2 separate regions of the Homo sapiens genome follow, and region 1 is linked to region 2. A link is a contact called in ENCODE Hi-C or POLR2A ChIA-PET data. All regions are on one chromosome and are shown on one strand. Each heading gives the region's core, a stretch centred on a gene start or an enhancer-like site at or near the end of the contact. The rest is flanking DNA. Distances are from core to core; before and after follow the strand shown. Region 1 overlaps ACOXL (acyl-CoA oxidase like). Region 2 has its middle 71 kb from the start of MIR4771-2.

What was found. A loop is a pair of places that touch in the nucleus more often than their neighbours do. ChIA-PET counts read pairs that join two places held with the same protein, here RNA polymerase II (POLR2A). Pooled maps may share reads with other maps.
Region 1: a loop to region 2 is called in a map of HCT116, with 5 times the contacts of the local background. The contact joins two enhancer-like sites. A Hi-C loop is called at or near these places in 1 of 168 maps with a recorded cell type or tissue (HCT116), 5 of 37 single-sample maps with no recorded cell type and 7 of 50 pooled maps. POLR2A ChIA-PET finds 5 or more read pairs at or near these places in 1 of 52 experiments (activated T-cell).

Annotation. Positions count from the first base shown.
Region 1 is chr2:111,027,911-111,034,669 of GRCh38, reverse strand. ACOXL (acyl-CoA oxidase like) reads right to left here. Exons shown (of 18, transcript NM_001142807.4): 15 at 2,956-3,043. Among named protein-coding and RNA genes, the nearest start is that of ACOXL-AS1, 84 kb to the left of the region's middle. RefSeq lists an enhancer at 1,084-2,283. Within about 2 kb of position 4,964, at least 3 of the 41 ENCODE cell types and tissues checked have a DNase peak (open chromatin) inside an H3K27ac peak, as active enhancers do.
Region 2 is chr2:111,697,073-111,704,079 of GRCh38, reverse strand. No RefSeq gene overlaps it. Among named protein-coding and RNA genes, the nearest start is that of MIR4771-2, 71 kb to the left of the region's middle. RefSeq lists an enhancer at 1,187-1,972. Within about 2 kb of position 5,119, at least 20 of the 41 ENCODE cell types and tissues checked have a DNase peak (open chromatin) inside an H3K27ac peak, as active enhancers do.

The DNA.
Region 1 (6,759 bases), core at 3,715-6,214, 670 kb after region 2:
TACAGATGGATTTCTCGATTTCAAAACATTCCTGGGCTTTCTAAATGCTGTCATTGAACTAATTCTTATGATTTTTCTTCCATTACTTTCTTTATACTTCCAAGTCCTCTTTATCTGACATTGAACCTGAAGCCAGTTTCCTGAAAATAATCACTTGTGCTACTGTGGTTATGAACCAATAAAAGGTTCAGGGTTGATTTGGATTTATTTTGTACTGTGCCATCATCAAATCCTTGATATTTTCTCCGGGTGTGAAGACCTCATACACTCAGACTTAACCTGTTTCATTTTCCTCTTTTTCTTCCCTTTAAGGAACAAGGTCGAAAATGTTCTACTTTGGTTATAAGAACTAAGGTTTTCCTAGAGTAGTGATTAGCAGTAATAAAAAGGTTTTATTAAACATTAACAAAGAGCCAGATGCAAAGGCAAGAGCTTTGGAGCGTTGTCTCATTTAATATTTCCAACAGCCCCACGAGGTAAATATCATGCTCTCTACATTTTATAAATGAGGAAGAAACTGAAGCTCAGAGAGGGTTTGTAACTCACTCACAGTCACACAGCTGGTAGAGGTAAAGCCGGGATCTGAACCTGGTGACCTGACTCCAGAGCCCCCATCCTCAGTCCTCACTAAGCTCCACTGTGCTCTCAGCAAGCAGGCTGTGCAGCCCAAGGCTCAACTGTCATGTTTCTAAGGTGAAATGAATTGTGCAGTGATTCTTTGACTTCCCCCTTCCTTTTCAAACTTGATCACATTTCTGAATGCTTAGAAGTTTTGCACCAGGAGTCCATATAGTCCATCCTCATGTCCCAGGAAGGGCGATATCTGTGGTCAGTACATAGGGGCCCAGAGGGAGGAGCCAGGGCCACACCACCCCTGAGAGTGAAGCCAGTACAAGTCTACCTACAGTGAATGAGAAGGCCCAAGACACAGTCGCCTTCAATCAGGGTGTCTCAAGTACTGTTTCATACCCCAGATATGTTTCAACCCGATCGGCAAATCTGAAGAAATAACCCACCAACAGAAGAAGGGTGGTTTACATAAATTTCTTAAAGGAATGAGGTTGATGCTGAGTGTATGGAGATAGTCCAGGGAAGTAGACACACTGTGGGCTCTAGGGTCTGGAGCAGGTCACAGGGGACACTCAGATCTCCAGCCAGGCCTGAGGACACGAGCTGTCTTGATAGTGTGACTTCCTGCAACCTCCTAATTATAACTGAATTCTATCTGAAGATATGCTCGTAGAACAGATAGGGCATGTACTGATGACTTGGTGGCTGGATTTTCTTTCTGATGAATAAACTGGCATTTAGATTTAAATATGACTCATTTTTGAGTTCAATTAAGATAAGTCAGTTTCTCTGAGCCTGATACACTGTGGGTGGGCAATACATTAAAAATGTTGAGTCTGCAAATGACGGGACCCAATCCTGTGCCTTCATGACCCATAGTCCCTGATGCTCCTGGTCCCTCTCCTCGCTCCTCCTCCATGTCCCAGGAAGCAGAAAGTGGAACTCAGTCAGAATCAGGAAGGCCAATGCGGTCATGGTCATTTCAGAGTGTGGTCACTGGGTGGAGACCAGTCTCTGGGGAGGTGTTCCCATGGGGCCCCTGCTTCCCGTCCCATGAGAAACCTGTGCTCTCGGCACGTTTACTCCAGAGCCCTGTGTTAGGAGGCTCACCCAAAGGTGCAAGGTCCCAAGAGCTGGTCCTTAGAAGGAAGGAAGAAGCTGGGCTCAGTCTGAGCCTAAAGCACTCACTCCAATCCAGCTCTCATCAGAGCTCCTAGGGCGGCTCCCACACATTCCTGCAGGTATAGTCACATGGCACTGAATCACATGCACTTTGCTCTTTTGGAACTGCCCAGTCAGGGAGGAAGGGGGATGGTCAGGCTGGGAGGTTGTGTTGGACGCAGGCACACTCCTAGGTTCCTGGCCATAATACCTGCCCTGATCCCACCGAGGAGCCCATCTCCATCCCATGAGATAGTGCCCCAGATGCAAGCTGTGGTATGACCAAACCCAGCCCTCCCAGGGCCAGCAGTGACCCAGTGTGATGAAAAATCCCATAAAGCTACCAACTCAGTGAACAACTGGCCTTTCTCTTTTAACAGCTTCTTCCCATAGATCAGGACATGATGAGAAACAAACTGACGATTCTTGAAATTAAACAATAATTTCAATGATAAGCCGTCATGGATCTTACTTGGTGTTCAGTGTTTCATTTTATTTTGCTATTTTGGTCGACTGAAGCCAAAATGAATACTCAAGTTTCTCAATCTCAGCATTACTGTCATTTGGGGCTAGATAATTCTTGGTTGCAGGGGAGCGGTCTGTGCCCTGTAGCATGTTAGCAGTATCCCTGGCCTCCACCCACTGCGCACCAGTGGCACTACCCCTCTCAGTGTGACAACCAAAAACGTCTCTAAACATTGCCAAACATCCAAACGTTGCAAAATTGCCCCTGGTTGAGAACCACTGCTTTAGAAGGTTGACCCAGTTTCTTGCTAATTTGATGATGAGGTCTAAGTAATTCTGGCACTTAAAATTCCTCAGGCAGGACCCCTGTTAAAACACTCTCACTTTATCTGTGTGCACACCCTCCCGTTTAGGAACGAGATCATGGTCAGGCAGAGGGCCACTTCTGAGGGACAGGCATTTTGCCAACTGGCTCCTGTCAAGTGCTTCGTGTGATTGTCAGGTTGTGTTAAGTGAGCTGTTCCTGACTGGTTTAGCATCAGGCTTTGTGGGTGTCATATGGTCAGTGTTCCTAGTAAGTTGGGAGTTGATTTACCACAAGCTTCAAGTCTCTGTAAGTCACTTGGGGCCCTAAATTCAACACACGGACTGTCCCTTCCCTGTGTGTTGGGACTGTCCTTTCCCTGCAGAGCTGTGTCTCCAGGGACCCGTAGACCCCTGAGTCACTCAATTACAAATATTCAACAGGAGCCAACTGACCTCGGTGAGTGTGTGCCAGGGACAGAGAAGCCACGTGGTGCAGACACGAGTTCCAGGCATGGAAAAAATCCTCCTTCTTGGTCTTTACCTGTCCAATCGACAGAAGAAAAATCACCATTGAGGATATTGTGAGAGAGTCTAACTTAATAGCAAGACAGACGGCAAACATCCAAATTTTCAGTACTACATTAAGCATGGACACAGTGCAGAACCTTCTGTAGGCTGGCCTCTGTGACCTGCAAAAACTGCTTGTTAGATGAATAAATATCATACATGTAGAGAAGCCCTGTTTCCATGCTTATATTAATTTATACTAATGGAGGTCACAGACGTTAGAGAAACACGTGAAGGGGAGAATGCAGGCACAGATCAAGTGAGGCTGTTCTGATTGGGTCACTTACTGCCTGAAGAATTCAAAATACCAGAACAAACTACTTGAATCTAATCCTCAACATAACCAGCCCACGTTCCCTCCTTCCTTCCCTTGCAGTCAGGAGCTTCCATTTGTTTCCAAAGTGTTTCTCAAACATGTTATGTCTCAAGAATTGGCACTGACTAGCTGCCATGTTTGATATATGTGAGGAATTAACATAAACCTGGAGATAGGATCCAGAGTGATGGGGATGTCATTTATGCATGTGACAAATAGCTTTTCTGCATCTACTCTGTGCAAGATAGTCTTTCAATCACTCTAATGAAGCGAGTCTTTTTTCTTTGCTTTGTGTTTTAGTTGGAGGGAAGTGAGGACATATTAATATAACTAGAGTAAAATAAGAATGAAGAAGGCACAGAGAACAGAAAGATACCGAATCACAAAACTAGTAATTACCATCATTTAGGAGGAGCTGAAGGTCTCAGATTCTTATCTGACCAGACAGGAGAGTTAAATGTGGCCCGTAAAACTTTTCTTTGTTCCTTCTTGACTTTCTTTGTTTCGAAAACCACATGGGTTTAATACTTAAACTTTTAGCATTTTTTTTTTTGTGCTCAAGGAAATAACTCAAATAGAAAGTTACACTCAATGTATCTGCTTCTCATTTGTATTTAACTCACACCCTGACGTGCCCTCTCAGTTAAATAGTTACTTGCTTCCCTGCAGCTCTGCGGTTTCTGCGGGGCCTGGAGATCCACATGTAAAATCCCTGCTGTAACACAGTGCTTTGTGCTCCGGTGGAAAAACAGCGCTGCTGAAAGCCTCTACCCATGTATAATTTAGCAACATCACCTGGGGCCGCAGGCACAGTTTGGAGGACAATGTCATGGGTGCCTCGGGATCCACACCTAACTGGGGCATCTCATGACAATCGAGGGAAAGGATAATGTCTGCTTTGCTCCCTGAATTGATATCTCTCTGCACTGGTGTCACAATTACAACTGAAAGGGTGTGGCAGATGCATGCAACTCTCAGGGAACAGCCTGCAGCAGAACATCTTGGCAGGGGGAGGACAAGAGCTGGCCAGACACTTCTGGAAGTTCTGGAAGGAGATGCTGAAGCTCTACCCATTCCACTGTAAAGGACAACACCAGGAAATCCCAGTTAATATGGTTTAACCTCCTAATCATGCACCGACTATCCCCCACCATTGCATGGGAGGCAGAGAAGAATAAAACACTGTGCACATGTGTCCAAATAGAATCAAGGGCACTTTTTAATTGCTTTTTTTTTTTAAACTCAATGTGTAGAGTAAGTTTTTCACTGGCCTGATCAAAAGAAAACCAGGGACAGAAAACTAACTGGCTGTGCAATGCAGACCCCTGCCTGAAGAAGGGACTTCAGGTGGGAAACTTTGCAGAAAGCCCTGTGCAAAGCTGGCTACAACTGCACCCCTCAGAGTATGAGGAAAAAGGAAAAAAAACCACAACAAGTTCAAGTGAAGAGGAAAGGCCCCTTGAAGGCCTACCAGCCAGCTCCCAAGTGCTCTTCCTTATATGTCAATATCTTGGTGCTGTTGCAGGACATTGGAGCAGGCTCAGTGTAACCTCACCCCTGCTGGCAAGAGGCTCCCTGGCCCCACCTCCAGACCCGCCCCAGGCAGGAAGAAGAGCACCCAGGTCTTGGGGCATGCTGATGGAAAGGCAGCATTCCTAGAATAGGAAAGCAACTGACTGAGAAGCCTCTGTCCCCTTGAATTAGAGTTTATTGGTAGGAAATAAGAGGCTGAAGCCAACTGCGGGCTTCACAGTGATCCTCACGCCCAGATGGGCTGACCTAGGAGCAGTATAGGCTCTACACACCATTCTGCTGTCAAGTGGTCAAAATGAACGCATCAGAAGGTCAAATTCTGGCTCGGCCTCCAAGTGCAGAGACAGCATTAACTTCGAGAGTATTGCTGGCAACCATTATAACCCTCTAATTGCCTATGCAATGCACAAGATTTTAAAATATATGTATTGCACAAACAATATTGTGAAACAACAGAAATCAACTCTCTCATCTTAAAAAAACCTTAATACGAGGTTCCAGGAGGGGATTTAAAAAATGATATGGCTGTTCTTTGCTTCAGGCAATAAACATGCTACTGAAAACCTATGTGTAAATACAGTCTTATGCCAACTAAGTCCTTCTTAAAAATGCACCAGAAAACAGGCTCTGTTTTAAGCACTTAATTGTATTTGCTCATTAAGTCTTCAGAAGCTCTGGAAGTAGATTTTATTAAGATCTTCATTTTGCAGGTAGGAAATTGCAACACAGAAATGTTCAGTAACTTGGACAAGGTTGCAGAGCTGAGTTGGAACAGGGTGCCCAGGCCTCTGAGCCCACATCCCTAACCATGGGCTACACTGCCTCCCAATGGACTGAGAGTGAGTTAGTTCCCTGGCAAAACCTGCCCCTCCCAAGCATGCTGTTTATAAAGATGGATGATCACACATGGTCACATTTAATATCAACAACATCCCATACTTAAATCTTTGAATGAAAAGATATGACTATTTCCTGATAAAGCATCACACAGCTAAGACAAAGAGCTGAATGCATAAAGAAGTTTCCCCATATCCATTCGCCTTTCTTTTCTTGAAAAGCCTCAAATAGATTTGGGCAGCCATACAGCCAATTAAAAAAATACTTTCCTGCAGAGGATCTACAAAAAATGTCAGCTAACATCATACTTAAAGGTAAAGGCTGAGTGCTTTCCCCTTAAGTTCAAGTAGAAGATGAGGATTCTGTTATCAGCACTTCCTTTCAACACCAAAATGGAGATTCTAGCCAGGGCAATAAGGCAAGAAAAGGAAATTAAAGGAGATTAAAAAGGAATAAGTAGGCCAGGCACAGTGGCTTAAACCTGCAAACCCAGCACTTTGGGAGGCCGAGGAGCTCAGAGGGCTGAGGTGGGAGGATTGCTTGAGCCTGGGTATACTGAGCCAAGATCATGCCATTGCACTCTAGCCTGGGTGACACAGTGAGACCCTGTCTCAAAAAAACTCCAAAACAAACAAAAAGGAGTAAGTAAGACTGACTCCACTCAAAAAGACATGATTGTCTATGTAGAAAAATCTTAAGAAATATTTATTTATTTATTTATTTTTGAGACAGGGTCTCACTCCTGTCACCCAGGCTTGACTGCAGTGGCATGATCATGGCTCACTGCAGCCTTGACCTCCTGGGTTCTTGCAATCCTCCCAACCTCAGCCTTCTGGGTAGCCGGGACTACAGGTGCACAACACCATGCATGGCTAACTCTTCTGAATTTTCAGTAGAGATAGGGTCTTGCTGTGTTGCTGGATCTGGTCTCAAACTCCTGGGCTCGAGTGATCTGCCAGCATTGGCCTCCCAAAGTTGCTGGAATTACAGGTGTGAGCCACTGT
Region 2 (7,007 bases), core at 3,870-6,369:
GTGAGCCCTGAGCCATCTGGGCAAAGCCAGCTGTCATAAATGACCAAGCAAGTTGGCTTGTGGCTAAATTGATGTCCTCACCAGCATGTCCTCGCCAGAAGGGTGAAACTTCATCAGGACAGGCCGCACGCCAGTCGCAACTGCCCTTGAGGCAAATGAGAGACTCCTTCCATCTCTGCAATTCCCACACTTGGGGAGTGCCTGTGCTTTGCAGAGGCCCATGGTGAAGAGACAAGGGTGGCTTATTGTCTGGCTGGGGAAGCCCAGGGCTCAGGGCTCCTGGCACAGGGAAGGTGCCGGGAGCCCACAGGCTTCCAAGGGCCTGAGTGAGGATGGCTGGTGGATGTCTGCCCTGCTGGCCACGCTCACTACTCACCGAGGCAGAGTTGGCTCTGCTCAGCCTCTGAATGCCTAGGAGGCATTTGTTGTCTGTGCAGGGACAATGAGAATCCAGGATTAGAGGGGGACAAGGGTCCTAAAATCCACACAGGCCACTCCTAAGGTTTGTTGATTTGACTAGCATGAATTGAGTGCCTACCGTATACAGGAAACTGTGCCAGGTTCACAGGGATGTATCTGTGGCTGGTAGTGGATGAAATGAGGCATCGTGACAGGAGCTGCTGTCAAGCTTCCCGGAGCCTGAAGGTTCTTAGGGAAGTGGAGATGGGGATGACAGGGGCATTCAGGAACTACCAACAGAAGAGAAGCATTTACTCTTTTCTCTTTCTTTCTTTCTTTTTTTTTTTTTGAGACAGGGTCTCACTCTGTGGCCTGGGCTAGAGTGCAGTGTGGTGTGATCATAGCTCACTGCAGCCTCGGTCTCCCAGGTTCAAGCGATCCTCCCACCTCAGCCTCCCGAGTAGCTGGGACTACAGATGTGCACCACCACACCCGGTGAATTTTTGTATTTTTTTGTAGAGACAGGGTCTTGCCATGTTGCCCAGGCTGGTCTCGAATTCCTGGGCTCAAGCAATTCGCTCACCTCAGCCTCCCAAAGTGTTGGGATTACAGGTGTGAGCCACTGCGCCCTGCCAGCTCTTTTATGTTTAAAATCCAGTCCTTGGTTTTTGTTTATCCATCTGGCAGTGGCTCCAGGAATACAGTCACCCCAGCATGTCTGCCACTTACCTGCCCAGGTCGATCTTCCCATCTATCAGACTTGGGCACAAAGTGTGGCGGGTTGGTGCCTAGAAGAGAGATCAGGAGGAGGGGAGACCCCACAGAGCAGTCTGGTGCCCCTCCTCCTCTGTTTACCGACTTCCTTGGAAACCAGGACCATGCTTTACTGCCTGTGCTCCATTGTCCTCTCACTTCCTGGAGATGGACACTGAGTCCCTTTTTCTCTCTCCCAACATCGAATGACCCTGACCTTTCCTTCCTCCACAGTCCGCACTTCACCAGAACATGATCTCGCTCTGTGCGAAGATGCATGTGGTCCGGGGAGGGGAGCCTGGCCTGGCCTGTCCTCCAAGTCTGCCTTCCGGAGGGAGCGAGAAGTCGTGGGCTGAAGCTGAGTGTCTCTCCCCGCAGCCATCAGGAGTCCACCAGCTGTGGACACGTGGGAGGGGTTCTTCATTCTTGGGGCCTCCCTTCCTTTGTGCTCACACAGAGAGGGAGCTGTGAAAACTGCTCTAACACAAGGGCCTGGGAGAGAAGGTGGACCGACCGCACCTTTCATCTGGTGTGGGTGGGGAATTGTCTTTCCTTGTTCTCAGTTCCTGTGAAGGGAATTTCCTCTCCCCTACCACGGAGGGGCAGTGTTGGGCTGAACACTTTGTTTTTCTGCACCCAATTTTCTGACTTGCCCCCAGGGAGGTGCTGTGTTTTGTCTGACCAGAGAGACTGTTGAGGGCCTGATGCATGTTGGCTCAACTTATGAGCGACCATGGCCACCATGTTGCTGTCATGAACTCTCTCCCTCTCTCTCTCTCTCTCCTCCTCTCTTCTCTCTCACCCACCACGCATCTCACCACCGGGAAGAAGTGCCAGGGCCCTTCTCTGTTTTCTTTCTGAGGGAAAAGGACATCTGTGGCAGAACCAGTCTCTTTTGACAGCCCATTTCTTGCCTGCCGTCTGCTGGACCTTTGGGCCGGGGCGTAACCTTCCAAACGGGACTTGGCAGACTCAATTCTCCCCTTTGGCAGTTCCGAGCCCAAGACTTGAGGGTGATGCTAGGAGCCTCCAGTTCGCCCTCTGGGACCAACCAAGTTCTAGAATCCAGCTTTTCCACAGAGCGGTGAGCTTTCCAAGTTTGGGGTTATCTAGTCCTTATGTTCATCAAGTGTTCTCTCACATGAGTTGTAAGATTTCAGGGAAATGTAAGTTTTCTTGAGCTCTGGCTAATCAGAAATACTCTTAGAAGTGTCTCCACTCATTCATGAGTATCATCCATGTCCTTATTGCAGTCACATTTTACGAGTTGCACTGATCTCATTGGCCAGTCTCTGCTCCATGGTGTCCAGGACCTCAGCTGGTGAGGCGCAAAGTGTCAGGTGAGGTGCAAAGGCTGAGGCCTGGAGTCCTCCAAGGCTCCCTTGCACTTATGGCACTTCATGCCAGTTATCAGCTGGGACTTCGGTTGGAGCAGGCTGCCAGCACACCTGCGTGTGGCCTGGGCCTTCTCTCAGCACTGTAGCCTCAGGGCAGGAGTGGGTGTCAGATTTCTTACTTGGGGCTCAAGATTGCAAATACCAAGGTGGAGACTGCATCTCATTTTATGACCCAACCTTGGAAGTCATGTGAAACACTGGCTACATTCTTTTGGTTGCAGGCAAGTCCCAAACCTTTCCAGATTCAAGACATAGGGAATTAGATTCTAGCTCTTGGTGGAGGAAGATGAGTTTCTAGAATAGCATGTGGGATGGGAGGTATTCTGAGGCTACCTTTGGAAACACAATCTGCCATAGACCAGTCAGGGAGAAGGAAACTGTAATGCTTCCTCTTTCATCTGCCCAGGCTTACTGGTAGACACATGGTTGAGAAGGGCAAAACCTAGGCCAGGTGCGGTGGCTTACACCTGTAATCCCAGCACTTTAGGAGGCTGAGGTGTGCAGATCACTTGAGGTCAGGAGTTTGAGACCAGCCTGGCCAACATGGTGAAACCCTGTCTCTGCTGAAAATACAAAAATTAGCCAGGCATCGTGGCAGGCACCCGTAATCCCACCTACTCGGGAGGCTGAGGTGGGAGAATGCCTTGAACCCGGGTGGCAGAGGTTGCAGTGAGCCAAGATCACACCACTGCACTCCAGTCTGGGCAACAGAGTAAGACTCCATCTCAAAATAAATAAATAAATAAAGCAAAACCTGGCAGGAAAGCTCCCATGAACAACCAGTAATGGAAACAGTTGCAGATTTCTCATGCCTTTGACCAGGAAACACCCACATGGAGGGCAGGGGGCTTGGGCACCTCCATGTGGTTGGCCAGCTCCACGGGCTCTTCTGTACTCTTGAATCTGAGCTCTTGCATTATGCAGTGAAGTAGCTATTTCCTTGCCATTTTGGGCCAAAAATACTACCACAAAGCGGGGATGATAGCTTTCTGTAAAAGTGCTTTGTGTAGTGCCTGGGACCTAGTACATGCTTAACAAACAAGAATATTATTATTCTTGTCTGGCTTTCTCATAATCATTAATGCATGCTCTAGGAGGAATAGTGTGTCCTTTCTCTTCTTCTCCTTTTTTTTTTTTTTTTTTTTTTGAGATGGAGTCTTACTCTGTCGCCCAGGCTGGAGTGCAGTGGCTTGATCTCTGCTCACTGCAACCTCTGCCTCCTGGGTTCACGCCATTCTTCTGCCTCCGTCTCCCAAGTAGCTGGGACTACAGGTGTCCACCACCATGGCCAGCTAACTTTTTTGTATTTTTAGTAGAGATGGGGTTTCACCATGTTGGTCAGGCTGGTCTTGAACTCTTGACCTCAGGTGATCCACCTGCCTTGGCCTCCCAAAGTGCTGGGATTACAGGCGTGAGCCACCGCGCCCGGCCTCTCTTCTTTAGTCCAGAAGATGGACTGTGTGAAGAAAGTCTCCGCCCAGCCACTGTCCTGAGGGTTTATAAAAGTCCACCTCACCCTTACCAGCTCGAGTTCCTAAAAGGTGAGGAACTTTGTGGTGATAATTTTAACATTACAGTATCTATTCAGATAGGTAGAAAACTGACTTATTCTGTTTATTTTTTTATTTATTATTATTATTATTATTATTTTGAGATGTAGTCTTGCTCTGTCACCCAGGCTGGAGTACAGTGGCGCAATCTCAGCTCACTGCAACTTCCGCCTCCCAAGTTCAAGCAATTCTCCTGCCTCAGCCTCCCAAGTAGCTGGGACTACAGGCACCATATTAGCCAGGATGGTCTTGATCTCCTGACCTTGTGATCCACCCACCTCGGACTCCCAAAGTGCTGGGATTACAGGTGTGAGCCACCTCACCTGGCCTAAACTGCCTTATTTTAAAGCCTTTAGATTGTTATGTGTTTTGGGCATGTAATGCCTATTGAATGAATCTTATGTGTGGTGAGCATAATTATTTCAAAACATCTATGATCCAATAATTCTTTAATATTATCTCCTTGAACTTGCACACTGGCTGTCTATCACTGTTCAGGTGGAAAAGAAAGTAAACTTCTTTAAACAAGTGGCTTCAGGATCACAGTAACATTTGTTTTAGGGCTGTGTGTGTGTGTGTGTGTGTGTGTGTGTGTATCATGTTTTGATACTTAGATGCTTAGACTCAGAGCAGTAGCTCTGCTGGGGACTTAGTGAGTGACGGAATACCAGCAAATGGCCACATGTGGGTGTGCGTTCTCCACGTATGGATCAGAGACCTGGAGCACATGGAGGTTCTGCCAGCTCGCACACCAGCATTCAGCAAGCAGATGGTCCTGGCAATATTTGCAGCCATTGAAAATCATGTTTTCCAAGAATATTTAATGACGGAGAGAAATATGATCTAACGTGAAGTGAATTGCATCAAGACTCTGAACTGTGTACCCAGGATGGTCTGATGAGTCAGCTATAATAACCACAGGCAGGAAGTGGAGCCAACCAAACCCTGCTGACTCATTCCCATGGACGGGGAGAAGGGGAGGAAGCTCCTATAGAAGGTGCCCAGCCCTGGGAAGGTCAGTTAACGCCTGACTGACAGGGTCAGAGGAGGAGGAGGAGCGAGCCGGGCAAGAAAGGGGGCGAGGCTGCTGGGAACAGGACAGGGCAGCACCCCTGCAAAGGTCATCATGTGGACCATTTTCCCAGGTGCCAACCCCAAACTGTCCTACCCTTTTCACTAAAGGGTGTTGGCTGCCGAGCTCTTGTTTGGTAGTTCCTTGAGTGTCCCTTAAAGTCACGTCTACATGCTTTTTAAATTTTAATTTTACAGTACTATTTGAAAGGCAACTTGAATGTGGTCTAGTCCCATAACTAGAGGGTCGGCTGAAATGAATCTATGTGGCTTCAAAAATAAATTGCAAATGTATCTTTCAGTTGTCAACCCTAATAGTTATCAATAACTTGCTTTGGGAAAGATCTTTCATCTCTATGTATTTACTATGATTAGACTCCATTAATACTATTAATATTAATAATAATATTAATCTCTGTGGCCTTTGCAAACAGTGGTGTTTATTTATTTGTAGCTGTTGGTTCAGATAGAACTGAAAAGGAGGGAAAGTGGTTTGTCTTAAGAAGGTGATGAGATGGAAAAGAACACCTTCTGGTTCTGAAGTGACCGCTTTCCACGTGCCATTTTCCCGGCCCTGCTGCCCTGTGACCTCTCCCAGGATCACTTAAGGAAAGAAAGAGGAGCTCAGACTTCCCTTCAGGGGTCTGACACCCTGGGGGCTTGGCTGCCACAGGAGTTTCTTGGCATTCAGGCTGGGGACATCCTAATTCTTGCACCTGAGAGGCCCTGTCTCTCTTCCTCCAACATTACTGACAGGCATCACGGGGTTAATTGGTGTGTGTCTAAGTTCCTTCCAAGGGAAAAGTTGTGCACATCCTTGTTAAGAGGAAAAGGAAAAAAAAAAGCTTGTTTTTTTCAGGAGGTCTACATGTTTATTGTTGAAAATGTGTATATTGACTCTCTGCTATGTATCTTCTTGTTTTTTTAAATTTTTACTTTGAAATAATTATAGACTCATATGAAGTTGTAAACATAGTACAGAGAGGTCCTGGGTACCCTCCACCCAGGTTCCCCCATTGGTTATATCTTATATAATTATAGTACAGTACCCAAACCAGGAACCTGGCATTGGTATATTGTGTGTGTATAGTTTTATGACATTTTATTACATGTGGAGAGCACTGAAACCACTACCACAATCAGGACACAGAACTGATTCGTCGCCACAAAGGGACACTGCGCTTCCCCTCCGCAGTCACACCCCCTCCGCCCCCATCGTCCCCAACCCCCGTAACCACTAATCTGTTCTCCGTGTCTATATTTTAGAAATGTTATATAAATGGAATCACACAATATATGACCTTTTGAGGCTGGATTTTATTTAATTAATTTATTTATTTGAGACAGAGTCTGGCTCTGTTGCCCAGGCTGGAGTGCAGTGGCGTGATCTTGACTCACTGCAACCTCTGCCTCCTGGGTTAAAGCAACTCTCGTGCCTCAGTCTCTCAAGTAGCTGGGATTACAGGCATGTGCCACCACTCTTGGCTAATTTTTATATAGTATTTTCAGTAGAGATGGGGTTTCATCATGTTGGCCAGGCTGGTCTCAAACTCCTGGCCTCAAGTGATCTGCCGGCCTTGGCCTCCCAAAGTGCTTGAATTACAGGTGTGAGCCACCATGCCCAGCTGGAGACTGGGTTTTTTGTTTTTTTGTTTTTTTTCACTCAGCAGGATTCCCTAGAGACCCATCCAAGTTGTGGCATATATCAATAGTCCATTCTTTTTTGTTGCTGAGTAGTACGCCATGGTGGTCATTAATTTTATGTGCCAACTTGGCTAGGTCATGGTACCCAGATATTTGGTCATGCGTTATTCTGGATGTTTCTGTGAAAGTATTT